Regions from separate parts of the Homo sapiens genome. Here all the other regions are linked to region 3. The links are chromatin contacts, found by Hi-C in ENCODE. All regions are on one chromosome and are shown on one strand. The core of a region is the stretch at or near the end of the contact, and the rest is flanking DNA. Distances in the headings are between cores, read along the strand shown.

Region 1 (4,452 bases), core at 739-3,238, 570 kb before region 3:
TGAGATGTCTGAGGAACAACCTGAGGAAAGCTGTGGCCCTCCTGACCATGACAGCCCAGACCTAATCACTGGGACCCCCCAATCCACTGGCAAGGAACAGTCAGTGAGCGCTTGAAGTGTCATACACTCCCCTGCCCCCAAGGCAGTGGAGCAGGTGAGGAGTCACTTTGTCACTCCCAGGGCGATGGCCTCACCTGTCTCCCGTGGCCTCCGGGGCTGTGTGGGCGTGTGTGGGTGTGTGTGTGCGCGCGTGTGTGTGTTGCTGGTAGTGAACATGCCCTCTGGTGGCCCCCGCAGACAGGCTTGCTGTTTCTTCCCTAGATGTTAGCCTCGCCTCTTATTTTTTATTTTTTTTTTTTTTACCTCTTCCGCGTCTGCTTAACCTCAGCTCCCAGTAAACACGCTAGGGACAACAGGCTTCCCTAGGGCCCCCTATCTTTGCTAGTCCTAAGCCCTGAAAGACCTCGCTTTAATTCTTCCAGCATGAGCCTTTGTTGTAGATAATTCTAGCTATCTGATTCAAACATGAGAGTAATGGTTTTTACATCGGAGTCAGGTACAAACCTCTGTTACACAAAGGAAACCAGAAATCGTATGATTCCCTAGGGATGACTGAAATTATTTTGTTTATCATATTACTTAAATAAGTACGAACATAATTTTTTATTTTTATTTTTTGAGAAGGTGTCTTGCTTTGTCGCCCAGGCTGGAGTGCAGTGGCGCGATCTCGGCTCACCGCAAACTGCGCCTCCTGGGTTCACGCCATTCTCCTGCCTCAGCCTCCCCAGTAGCTGGGATTACAGGCATGCACCCCAATGCCTGGCTAATTGTTTATATTTTTAGTAGAGACGGTGTTTCACCGTATTAGCCAGGATGGTCTCGATTTCCTGACCTCGTGATCCGCCCGCCTTGGCCTCCCAAAGTGCTGGGATTACAGGTGTGAGCCACCGCACCCAGCCATAAAATTATTTAACTTCTATATATTTTAATGGCTCTTAAGTAATTCTAAAACCAAAATCAGTGTACAAAGAAAACACCAAAAGTTCCTGAAAAACCACCCGAACTTGTTAGCACATTAATGTGACTTGCTATGTTGTTTTTCTGAACTCAAACACCATGAATGCTGCACTCAGTGATACCCAGGCTGTGTGGTCTGATGATGGGGCTCTTCCAAATCTTGCCTCTATTGGAAAAATTGCAACATTTCACTATACAGAACACTATTGTGGCGTTTACAAATGAAATCCTCTGCTCCGTCCTATAAAATTACTACTATTTGGCTCTGAGATCTCTAGACATACTTAGTTGTGAGAGTTGTGAGATGATCATCTGATGTCAGATGTGTTTACATTAATTTTTAAGACTTTAATTCAAATGAAAACTAAAAGTCTTGTAGAGAGGACCTACTGAATGTGTCTGGTATGAGTCTCAGGGTGTTTGGAAACTCCAGATCTAAAATTCTTGGATTTGAGACCCTGGTATTTCACTTAAGAAGCTCTTTACCTGCCTCTCCCTAGGCCTGGGTTTGACTCCAGCCACTCCCAATGCCCTGTGGGGCTGAGGTCCCCCAGACAGGCGCTGGGGACCTGGCTTGTTTTTGTTTTGCTTCTCCTGGGCAAGGCAGGTGCACACTACATGCTCAGTGCGAACTGAAACACAAAGTGCTGGGTGGCCGCTCAGCGGACGGTACTCCCTGCTCCCCTGTGGCTCCTCAACTCAGTCTGTGAAGGGTCCCCATGCCCCCAGGCCAGGGCTGGCCGAGGGGGGCTGGCCTGCTACCCAACTGATCCTGGTGGGGGGACCAGCTGCTCACCATGCCTCCACCAGAGGAAAAAATAGCAGTTCAGTCTTTGGAAAAAACTAGCGACTCACACGACCAGAATAGCAACTGAAGACGCTCTAAAAAACAGAAACACCTGCTTCAGAATTATGGCAGGAAATGAGATTTCAGAAATGCCACAAGAAGCTGGTGTCGCAGCTGCCCCTACCTCGTATTCCCCCAGCCTTCGCCCGCCAGCTGGGGCTGCCCACAGGGAAAGCCCCTTGGCCCACTGCCTGTGGTAGCCGCTGGATAGGGCCTGGCATGTGGGGTCAGGGCCCAGTGCCGCCTGCCTGGGGCTGTCTAGCAGCTGCCCCTGCCATGCTGGCTGCGGGCGAGACTCCACACTCCTGTGTCTGAGCCTCTTGAGTGGTAACAGAAACTCAGGGTGGACTAGTCACGGAGGAAAGGGGGATATGTGGTCTCCTGCGAGCCCCCTGGACTGAGCCTTCCTTAGGCAAACTGTGCAGCTGTTGGCTGAGCCTCTGGATTGATGAAATCTCTTGAGGGACTCCACAGGGCTTTCAAGGGAAGTGGAGGGGTGATGTGTTCAGTCTGGAGCAGGGGTCTCCAAAGTGGAGTACATACATCCCAGAGGGCTTAAGGAAAGAAAAATAATAGTGCATCTACTCAGATTAACATTTTGCTTCCAACATGAAAGAAAAAGCTGTGCAATGTTAGTAATTTTGAACGTTGAGGGACTCACGTGCCTTAGACGGCTGTGTAGGAGGAGTACTTTGTGGGAGGAAGAGCGGGGATTTCATCAAATTGCAACTTACATAGTGCCCACCAAAGGGAATTTAGATATTCTATTATCTATTTTTAAGTCAACTAAGGCTCCCAAAAAGGATAAGTGGCTTTAAAACAATGTTGAAAAGAAATCTTGGACTGAAGATAACACTAATATGAAATCATACCACGCAGCCCCCACATGGCAGAGCTGACCCTCCCTCCTCTGCCCCCAGCCACGTTATGAAATGAAAACAGCAGCACTTTCCTCAGACCTTGAAGAGTTGGCTGAAATTGCAATCATCCAGAAGACTATTTGAAATACGGCTTTACATCCATAATCATTCTGGTTGGATGTTGTCTGAAGTGCGTATTGTGCCAAGAGAGGGTAATAAGACATTTAAAATATTTTTAATTTCACCTTTATCTCATCCTTTTTACTCTTCTTTTTTGGATGTTAAAAAATAATAGCATGATAGTGCAATGTCACACGGAAGTATGCAGAAGTAATTTATAAAATTAAATAATCAGAATGTTTGGGTACATGAACAACTTTTTGTCCTGTGGTCAGGGCAGGCAATACAAAAACTCAGGGACCCCTGATCCAGCCAAGTGGATCTCAGGCCCACCCACAAAGTTTCTGATCCATTGGGCCTGGAATGGAACAGAGAATTTGCCTTTCTTTTTTTTTTTTTTCTTTCTTTCCAGTTAACCATTATTTCCTTCATTTTGTTTTCATTATAGCACGTTTGCTTATTTTACAGCAAGCAGAAAATAAGCTGGGTCTTGTTTTGATCCAAACATTGATGTTTTAAAAGCTGTACACAATATTTCCTAAAAAGAATACATAAAAGTACCTTTTTAGAAGCTTCTATAAGAAAGAAAATACGAAGTTTAACCCCACAATTTTCCTCTTTGCTACAAGTTCAAACTATTGCTACAGTTTTAAATAGACTTTTTGTTGTTTAACCAGACATCCAGGACAATCTTAAAAAATTATAGAAACGTGCACGTAAATGATGCATAGCAGAACTTGGACATTAACTGCAAATGGTAAAGAAATGAAAGTTAGAAACACTATCAAATATACAAAGGTTCTAGAATCAATCCTTTATAAACACATTCCACAAACAATATTTAAAAGCCATGTTTTTGTTCTTTACAGGCAAAACCTAGATTACTAAAACCAAAATGGAAAAAAGTAATCCTTTCAAAGGAATTGTTTCCCTAAGATAATTCGTACTTAAATATGTAAGCAAGCATGTCAGATTTTAAAAGATGCTAGCTTTCTATTCTGAAATGAGATTGGACATGTCAAGTCACTTTTGCCCCCAAAACAATCTTTCAGAGAAATGCTTTAAATTATAAATGATATATTGAATGAAGGGTATAATAAATGAAGCGTATTACTCCATTTTTAGTCAGGCATTACATTGATAACCAAAAACTCAGAGATGTGACTTGCTGAAAGTTGACTAATTCTTTTTCCAAAATTACTTTGAATTTCATGGAACAACAGAATCATCTAGAATGAAGTGCTGTCTTTCATCTTAGCTCACATTAAATAAACTGAGGCGTGAAGAGCAAGCCTCCCTCATAAAGAGGTAGGCAAATTTGTCTACAAACGCACACGCCATGTACTGCAAGCATCAAAATTTAGTACTTTTATTTTTTACTTTTTTGAGATGAAGTCTCACTCTGTCACCCAGGCTGGAGTGCAATGGCGTGATCTCGGCTCACTGCAACCTCCGCCTTCCGAGTTCAAGTGATTCTTCTGCCTCAGTCTCCCAAGTAGCTGGGATTACAGGCATGTGCCACCACGTCTGGCTAATTTTCGTATTTTTAGTAGAGACGGGGTTTCACCATGTTGGCCACGCTGGTCTTGAACTCCTGACCTCAGGTGA
Region 2 (4,631 bases), core at 2,024-4,523, 910 kb before region 3:
TTAAGATTACCTTCAAATGAAAAAATCTCAAATTTCAAAATCAAAATAAAAGAAGCAAAACTCCCTCAAGCTGAGGGCCCACTCACCAAGGAGGGTGTGGGCCTCATTATAAAACAGCTGGTATCTCTGTTCCAAGGCATAAGAAAATCATGCCTGAAGCTCCTTTCCATTGGTAAAGAAAACAAACCTGCTACCCTGTTCTTTCTGCTTGACTTCTCTTGCAAGATTAGCATAACAGCTAAGGGCTTTAGCCAGCCAAGGCAACTTCCCCAGGCTTCAGAAACCAAGCAGCCAGCATCGCCTTCATAGGCGTAAGTAGAACTCAAGGTCATGCTCCCATGCACGGCAAAGTAAATGAGAACTGAGTGGCTCCACCTGGAAGATTCGATCTGTGATTAGAGAAACTCACAGAGTTACATCTTGAGCTCACTACCTCTTCTAGCAAACCCTACCTCCCCATCACAAGAGAAAAACTGTGATGTGGTTTAATCTTACAGGTTGTCAGGGATCATCTCAATCTTGGGTGCAGGAAAAGTAGAGCATTTCTCAGTGTTGGTTGCACCTTCTATATCAGAATTCCCCGGGGTACGTGTTACAAACTCCAAGCCAGAGGTGGGTGCAGTGGCTCACACCTGTAATCCCAGCACTTTGGGAGGCTGAGCATCCCTTGAGCCCAGGAGTCTGAGGCTGCCGTAAGCCATGATTGCGCCACTGCACTCCAGCTGGGTTGACAGAGCAAGATCCTGTCTCTAAAAAATAAAAATAAATAATAATAATAACAATAAACTCCAGGCCTGCCCCAGAATTATTGGATCTGAATCTCAGGGAGTGTCGGGCCTGAGCATTGCACTTTTTGTATGTGGTGCCTGGTGATGCTACACGCCTGTTGGTATAGAAGAACCTCTATCCTGGAAATTAAATAAAGCTAATCCGAGCCCATGCAGTAGCAGAAACCATGGAAGTCAGGGAGGGAGCTGGGGCCGAGGGATGAGAAAGAGAAAGAGGTCAGTGTCTTTGCAGAGAACAAGAGATTGATACCATATGTTTGTGAAGCACTTTGAATTTCACTTTAAAAATAAAATTAAAATCACAGCAGCTGTTTGTCTATGATTTATGCAACTTTTCTAGGATGCTATTCTTCAGTTAAAAGTTTCATTAAAAAATAAAACAAATTAGGAGTTAAATCAAGGTCACAAGGCCCCTCGCTGGAGCCTTGTGTTTCTTGTACTTGCAGCTTCTTAAAGAACTCCCACCCCCCGCCCCATGCCCTCCTTCCTGCCTGCAGTGCCTCCCTCCTTTCTAAAACATGAAGTCCTTTACACCCAATCCAACAAAAACAAAAGGATCATTCTCATCTGTTGCAACACAGGATCTCAGAGAGGATCGTTTTAAACACACTGTGAATGAACGTAGTATACAGATTCCAAGATTTCTTAGGATGTTCTAACTCCTTCTCCAAGCCCTCTCACCCGTAAGACAGGCATTCTTTCCTAGGAGAATTACATTTTCTGGTGGGTTTCTATGGTCACCACATATGCCTAGCCTTGTATGACCAAGACCAGGAGGTCACCTGGCCATTTGGAAGCCAAAGACACAGCTCTGCTTATAGTTTTACTCATCTCTGCACACGTTCTTCAACGAATTCTTCTTCCTCTGGAACATACCCCTGAGTGAGCTATGTGCAGACCCCTTGGTTTTCACGAACCCCAAGACCCCGGCTGGGGCTTGTGTTCATTGCCAGGTTGTGCTCTACCTGATCTTACTGAAGATACATGGATTTGGGGTAACTTAGAAGACTGTTTTATGCTTTACACTGACTCCCATCTGCTTTTGCAAACTTGAATGATTCTGACTCAAAATATTAGATTTTTGGTCAATAATCCTTTTATTTATTGAAGCCAAAAGGTATATTATGAAGGCCAAAATTATAAAACACTTTGATTTTATCTCATCTGTAAAATGAGCAGAAGAAACTGTTAGATTGCTTAAAAATCCTTCCAACACTGAACTTATAAATGACAATAGTAGGCTGCGTGTGGTGGCTCATGCCTATAAATCCCAGCATTTTGGGAGGCTGAGGCAGGCAGATTGCTTGAGGTCAGGAGATCAAGACCAGCCTGAGCAACATGGTGAAACCCCGCCTCTACTAAAAATACAAAAATTAGCCAGACATGGTGGTGCACACCTGTAGTCCCAGCTACTCAGGAGGCTGAGGCAGAAGAATCACTTGAACCCAGGAGACAGAGGTTGCAGTGAGCCGAGATCGGGCCACCGCACCCCAGCTTGGGCAACACAACAAGACCCTGTCTCAAAAAAATGAAAAAAAAAATTAATATTAAAAAAATCGTCTTCATTTTAGAAAAGAAGAAACTGGGCTTAAAGTAATGTTGAACAATTAACTCAAAGTCAAATACTGGCAGAGCAGATTTTAGGACTCTGAAAGATATCCTTTCAGTCACTGTGCTATAAGCCTAGGTTCAGCTCCCAGGCAATGTCCTGTGAGCTGAACGAGGGAAGACAGACCGCATAGACATTTCAGTTTAAAGTGTCAATATCTTCCCTGAGTCCCTGCCATTCTATTATATTGCTGACAATAGAATGATCTATAACCCAACTATTGATCGATTAACATAGTTTGTGAAAAGCAAACAAAATCAGCTTCCTGGTCAACATTGCCCACTTCAGTTTTACAAAGAGAACATTACCAAATCCTACCCCCTAGAGGTCGAGCTCCCATACTGGTGACCAGAGTGACATTCCAGAAAGGTTTTGGGAACCCAAGTGCAGCCAGGACGCCTCCCGCTGCATCTGGCTGCCCCGGCCAACAGTGTCCCTTACCTGCGGCTCCTGCAGGCGGCTGCCACGTGATGAACCGGAGCCCGTTCCTGACTCGGGAGGGCTGCTTTCCCGGGTAGTAGCCAAATGTGATGACTCGGCTAAATTTTCCCAGCCCTGAATTCCTAACATACAAGAAGGGAAATTAGGAGGTGACGCAGGGTCTGTCCAGGATAACGGGTCGGCACAGAGTGTTGGAAAGTGAGAATCAAATAAGAGGGGAAAGTCAAAGTTTATAGAGTATTTGGGCAGGGGAGGGAATTGTTCTGGAATGAAACCGACAAGAATATTGTAGGGTGGCACAAGCATGACTTGCTACCTTTGCTTCCCCACGCCATGCTGAGGTGTTTTTCCTTCTCCTTGCTGTGATTTCCCCTCCTTCTTCCCTCATGCCAGCCTGGTCGACACTTTCTGCAGAAATTCTGCAGATGGCAATTCTGGGGACCTTTCCTCTGCACCAAACAAAACCTCCCTGCCAAGGCCCGTTCCCCATGCGGCCGCGAGATGGCGGCATGACTCAATGGACGGGTTCCAGGCGACCCCTGCACAAAGCCGCCGCCGTGGCTGCCTCCTTCCTTACATAATCCTGTTAGAGCGCATTTAATCTAAGGATGGGACACTGTGTTCCATGCCAAGCAGCCTCATCGTGGCTGATTGTTGCACCAACAACAAGAGCTTTAACCGTTGACGTCCCTTCCTGCTCAAGAAACACCGTATGTCCCGAAAGGAGCGATTTAAGCTCTCAAAATGATTTATTGGTAAAAAGCAAAGCAAAATTAAAACCGGGGAATTACAGCACCTGCAGAATTTAGGAGCCTCTCTCTCTCATCAGCCCTCCTTCCCTGACTCTCCAAACACGTGCATAAATCTATTTAACAATAATTAGTTATCGTCTCGCTCTGCATTGGGTCATAAAGGGAGAAAATATGTCCTGAAAGGAAAAAAGAACAGTTATATTTTCAAAGACAGAGGCACTTATTGTTATGCTAATAGATAACATTCAATTAAAACTTCTGTGTGCCAAATGTTGTGATAAATATTACATAGACTATCTCATTCAATTGTTACATCAAACCAAAGGTTAATACTCCTACTATAGTCTCCATTTTAAGGCTGGAGAAACTGAGGCACAGGGAGATTACCTTGACAAAGGTCATGCAGTTAATTTGTGGCAGTTAAAATTCAGCTACAGGCAGGCTAATGTAAGAGCTTGGACTCAGCCATGATGCTATGCACTGGACTGGTCTAGAAAACCCAGGAGATAAACAGAAAAATATAAACCAGAGAACTATGTCAGAGTGGAAGATGAAAGAAAAAGGCAGAAAGAAAATCGATGCTGCTGAGAAAATAAGAAGAATGAGGCTAAAACACCACCCTCTTCAGATTAAGTTACAAGGGAACCACTGTGACATTTGAGGACACAATTTCAATAGAGTGACAGAGAAAGGAAGCTAGACTGCAAAACTAAGGGGCTATGAGGAAAGAGGAAATTGAGATGTCTTGCTGCAAAAGGAAAGCAATAAATAGACTAGAAGAGACAGCAAGGTCAGGCAAAAGCATTTTGGTTTTCTTGTGTGCTTTTTGAAATGGAATAAAGCCTGGCCTTGTTTGAAAGTGGTTGCAAGGGAGCCCTAATATGTGGCTGGTGCCAAGTAGTGGTAATAGGAAGAGGTGGAGGGGGCATCAAGGGCACGAGGGAAAGGGTTAGCTCTGGAGGAGGAAGAAAGATGGCTGCCTCTGCCTGCAACTGGGAGGCAGCCACAGAGATGAAGATACATCAACACAAAACTGAGAGG
Region 3 (4,270 bases), core at 1,435-3,934:
GGGCCCTTGAAATCTGCTATAAGCCTTATAGACTTAAACCCTACAATTATTACAATCTAGGGAATTCTATTGTTCTATAGTCTTTGTCTGAGTGCTCGTGGATGTGGCTGTTGGCTGAGTTTGAGCCCTGCTTGTTCAGAACCTTCTGAAACACCTGATGGGCACCATTCATTAGCCACTCCTAAAGTAGTGAACTAGAGATGGGCTGGTGTTCCTGGTCCAGCCTCTTCCTGCCCTGCCTTCTTTCTCAGTAAGCCTGTATTGCAAAGGTCAGGGAAGGGAAACACTGTAATCCACTTGATTGATATCCATTTGACTGTCTGCTACAATATTCGTGGGATCATTGGTAACAAAGGTCATTTTGCAACCAGATTTGAGTTTCTATTTCCTCTCCTTCATATCTTCCTCCTCATCCCTTTCTTTTGGGAAAAAAATAACCATTTATATTTGCAACAGCCCAACAAATTCCAAATGCTGGCAAAGATGGCGCTGGCCGTGTTTAGTCTTGTCAACATCTCTTTCCTGAGGCTTCTTTCTCCCTTCTTGATGTTCATTCTCACTTAAAATGAAGTCTATTAAATACCCTGGACAAATTTAGAGATTCACTACTTTATGCACTGGAAGAATAACAGTGAGAGATATGGCCCTGCTCTTTAGTTGCTAAAATGCTAATATCTGAGTATAGTTGAAAAATAGGAATAAAGATAGAGTTTTTAACTTTTCATTCTAAAATGAGATCAAAGCTAGGTAGAACAGTGGAGACTTCGGGTGGCTCCTTACCCTTCATTGTTCTATCGCAGTCTCACCTGAGTCTTCATTTAAACATTTAGTTTCCCTGTCCCTTTCCCTGAAGATTTTGGGATAAAGATCAACAATCTGTCTTTTTCTAAACCAGTGCTCCTACATGATTCTCAGGGTCTTTCAAATTCAAGAGACACTGGCCTAAAGGAGCTAAGTCTGAGTCTTAGCTCCTTTAGTAAAAGGATCTTAGAGATCATCACTTCCCCTCATTTTTCAGATCCATAATCTGGGGTACAGGGAGTGTCTGGGCCCTGCTAAAGTCATCCTACTCACTGATCGAGAAACTGTCTTGAGAACCTGGGTTTCCAAACTCCTGGCAAGGTATAGGGTGCTTTTTCTGCCACACCACCTGAAGATCGCCAAGATGGATGCATATACCTGGCGCCTTCGTGGAGATCAGAGGAGGACCAACAGCAACACATTAATCTGAGAGAACGTGCCTTTCCAGTAATATCCAACCGGTAGCTCATGTGATCACCCGGCACCTCAACAGTGTGCCATCCACCTCAGAGGGCTGGAGAGATGGCACCAACTAATCCTTCATGCCTGTTCCCAGAAAGAGATGGTGCTGGCCATGTTCAGTCTTGTCAAAATCTCTTTCCTGAGGCTTCTTTCTCCTCTCTTTATGTTTGCATCTGGGGAGTTAATCAAATAGATTGTGAATATTGGGAAAATATTGTATTTGATTTTACGTTCTGTATACAGCCAATGATAGGTCCTCAGAATATGGGGAAAATGATACAAAATTAGCTTTTTCTACTCTTTTGACTCAACTGAATTTTACTATGTGCTCTTTAAATCCAATATCTGTAAATTATTGCTGGGATATCTGGTATCTTTAATGAAGTCCATTTATTTTAAGGACATGTATAAAAATAAGGGAAAAAATCATTTACTGAGAGTATAAAAATCTGTTTAGGTGTTTTGAATATATTATATGTATTATATACTTGGTAGAATTATAAAGTAATAGGACTTTTTTTTTAAATGAACCCAAGTTTTCATCCCCTTCAAAGAAGTATTCCTGGAAATTAACCTGTGAGTCATATTAAAAAACCAAAAGAAAAACCTGCTTCATTTTTTATCCCAAACTCTATAATCTTAAATGATCATTCATACCACTACTCAAATTCCAGGTGACTTTTGAAAGGGGTTCCAAGAATCAAATTTGCCTGTGAACATACAGGTTTAAAATATTTAAATGCATGTGTTTCAGTTGTTGGGGAAATATAATTCTGCCAACACAAGACCCTTCTGAAACATAGAGAAGAGGGAGAAACCATTTATTACCTGGTGAGCATTATCAGATTTACACACACATCCAGCAGCATGGAAGTGACTATAAAGTCTGGACAGAATCGCACATAAATTTATACAGTAAAGTAGAAAAAAAGACAATTAAAATGTCTCATCTGTTTGACAGACAAATGAATATGCACCTTGTGATTGTCCCTATATGCCTCCCGTGTTAATTTTGGAGGCATGTATTTATAGTTCCAAGGGTCAGAAGGCTTGTGACCTGCTTTGTAAAATCAAAAGTTCTGTGGCCTCTTAGTTTTCAGAGACACTCTAAAGAGGAGAGCGCGAGAAGACATCCACATCCCTTATTAAAGAACGTTTTGTCACTTTACACTTACATGTGCCTTGAAGCCAATTCCCTAAGAAATGTTCCAGCAGTGATCTGAGACACATCTGTATGATTGGAAGCAGGATGTTACCTGCTAGGGTGACTATTTGGAACAAAACCCACTAATTTAGTTATCAAAGTCTCAGTATGTTTACTTAAAAAGTCAGTTCCAGTCCCAGTTTGTATGTGGGCAGAATTGCTAAATGTGAACGTTCATTTAAAAAGTCATTTTGCTGAGTCACTCATTCAGTGAAAACCCAAGGGAGTTAATTACACAGTGGGAGTAGAGGCCGTGAGGGCAGATGACTCGATTTGCTCACAGAAAGGAGATGGAAGTGAGGGCCCAGCTTGAGGAGCTGCCTGGGTAGTATTTTCTGAAAGACTAGCGGGAGTCCAGACACTTCCCAACTTGAAGGAAGTGCTACTCTTTTGTTTTAATGCTGTGACTTTGACTAACAGCTAAGCGGAAGCTGTGAGGTAAAGTGCCAAAGCTACAGGAAACAGGTAGAGGATTTGCCAACAAATAGAAATAATTAACATTTTCTTCTAAACAAGTAGTGATATGGGAGGCAACCTCATTGATGTTATGCTGGTTTGTTTTCCACTTTCTTTGATATACTCAGCTTTTTATTTTATTTTTTATCTTTTGAGACGGAGTCTTGCTCTGTCTCCCTAGGCTGAAGTGCAGTGGTGTAATCTCGTCTCACCGCAACCTCTGCCTCCCAGATTCAAGCAATTCTTCTGCCTCGGCCTCCTGAGTAGCTGGGACTAACAGGCGCCCACCACCATGCCCAACTAATTTTTGTATTTTTAGTAGAGACGGGGTTTCACCATATTGACCAGGCTGGTCTCGAACTCCTGACCTCAAGTGATCCACCAGCCCCGCCCTCCCAAAGTGCTGGGATTACAGGCATGAGCCACCACGCCCAGCCTACTCAGCTTTTTAGAGCAGCTCTATCCCATAAAATTTTCTGCGATGATGCAGATGTTCTGTATCTGTAGCTGTCTATATGTAGCCAGTGGTCACGTGTGACGATTGAGCACTTGAAATGTGGATCATGTGACTGAGAAACTCAAGATTTAATTGTGTTTAATTTTAATTAATATAAATGTAAATAGTTACAAGGGCCCAGCAGCTACCGTATTGGACAATACTTTGGAAAGAACCAAGTACTTCTATAGTTCCTGGAAAGTACTTATACTTTTTTTTATAAATTTTGCTCATTTATTTTTTTCTTCCACAGCCATATTGTTAACTGAAAACACATAAAGTACGAGTGTTACATTTTTTTTCTTTCTTGTTCCAAGTAACTTTTCCCTGTGTCTGCAGCGTTACAGGCCACTAAGGTCAATCTCATCCTCTAGGACAGGACTCAGTGGGAAGCGTGATTGCCTGGTAGTACTAGGCTTTTTCAGACTTGTTGGCACCCACCCTGATCAAGAGCTAGTAGAGCTGACATGTCTTAGCAACTTGGCAGACAGAGAAATCACCACTCACTTGGCTTTGGTCATTTCCCTTGTGTTCTCTATTTCTTTTCTGAGAAGACTCTGGGGAAGTGAGAAATTGCACTGCTCATGCTGTGGGCTCTGGCACAGAATTCTGGCTGTTGGGGCAGCAGATGTGCTGCGGGAGGTATCTTTCAAGGAACTGCATATGGGCCAATGTTGGAGGAGGAGGTATCTTTTTAGATAGGATTCTTTCCCTGCCACACAAATGCTGGCTCTTATCTCTATAATTCCCCTGTGAGATTTAATATCTCTTTCAACACACGACCATGTGTGTTGAATAAAGGTTGAATAAAGGCACAAAGCATAATTGCTTTCATTTCAAATCCTGCTGGC

What was found. A loop is a pair of places that touch in the nucleus more often than their neighbours do. Pooled maps may share reads with other maps.
Region 1: a map with no recorded cell type shows a loop between it and region 3 (9-fold over the local background). The contact joins two enhancer-like sites. A Hi-C loop is called at or near these places in 1 of 168 maps with a recorded cell type or tissue (GM12878), 8 of 37 single-sample maps with no recorded cell type and 3 of 50 pooled maps.
Region 2: a map of CD4-positive, alpha-beta memory T cell shows a loop between it and region 3 (16-fold over the local background). The contact joins the promoter of MRO here to the enhancer-like site in region 3. A Hi-C loop is called at or near these places in 2 of 168 maps with a recorded cell type or tissue (CD4-positive, alpha-beta memory T cell and naive thymus-derived CD4-positive, alpha-beta T cell) and 5 of 50 pooled maps.

The regions. Positions count from the first base shown.
Region 1 is chr18:51,152,108-51,156,559 of GRCh38, forward strand. No RefSeq gene overlaps it. Among named protein-coding and RNA genes, the nearest start is that of MEX3C, 43 kb to the right of the region's middle. RefSeq lists an enhancer at 2,099-2,228. Within about 2 kb of position 1,989, at least 9 of the 41 ENCODE cell types and tissues checked have a DNase peak (open chromatin) inside an H3K27ac peak, as active enhancers do; they include GM12878, where a contact is called at or near this core.
Region 2 is chr18:50,816,743-50,821,373 of GRCh38, forward strand. MRO (maestro) reads right to left here and starts at 3,274. Exons shown (of 8, transcript NM_031939.6): 1 at 3,155-3,274; 2 at 2,839-2,960. RefSeq lists enhancers at 2,959-3,592, 3,429-3,478.
Region 3 is chr18:51,722,832-51,727,101 of GRCh38, forward strand. No RefSeq gene overlaps it. Among named protein-coding and RNA genes, the nearest start is that of LINC01630, 330 kb to the left of the region's middle. Within about 2 kb of position 2,685, at least 2 of the 41 ENCODE cell types and tissues checked have a DNase peak (open chromatin) inside an H3K27ac peak, as active enhancers do; they include GM12878, where a contact is called at or near this core.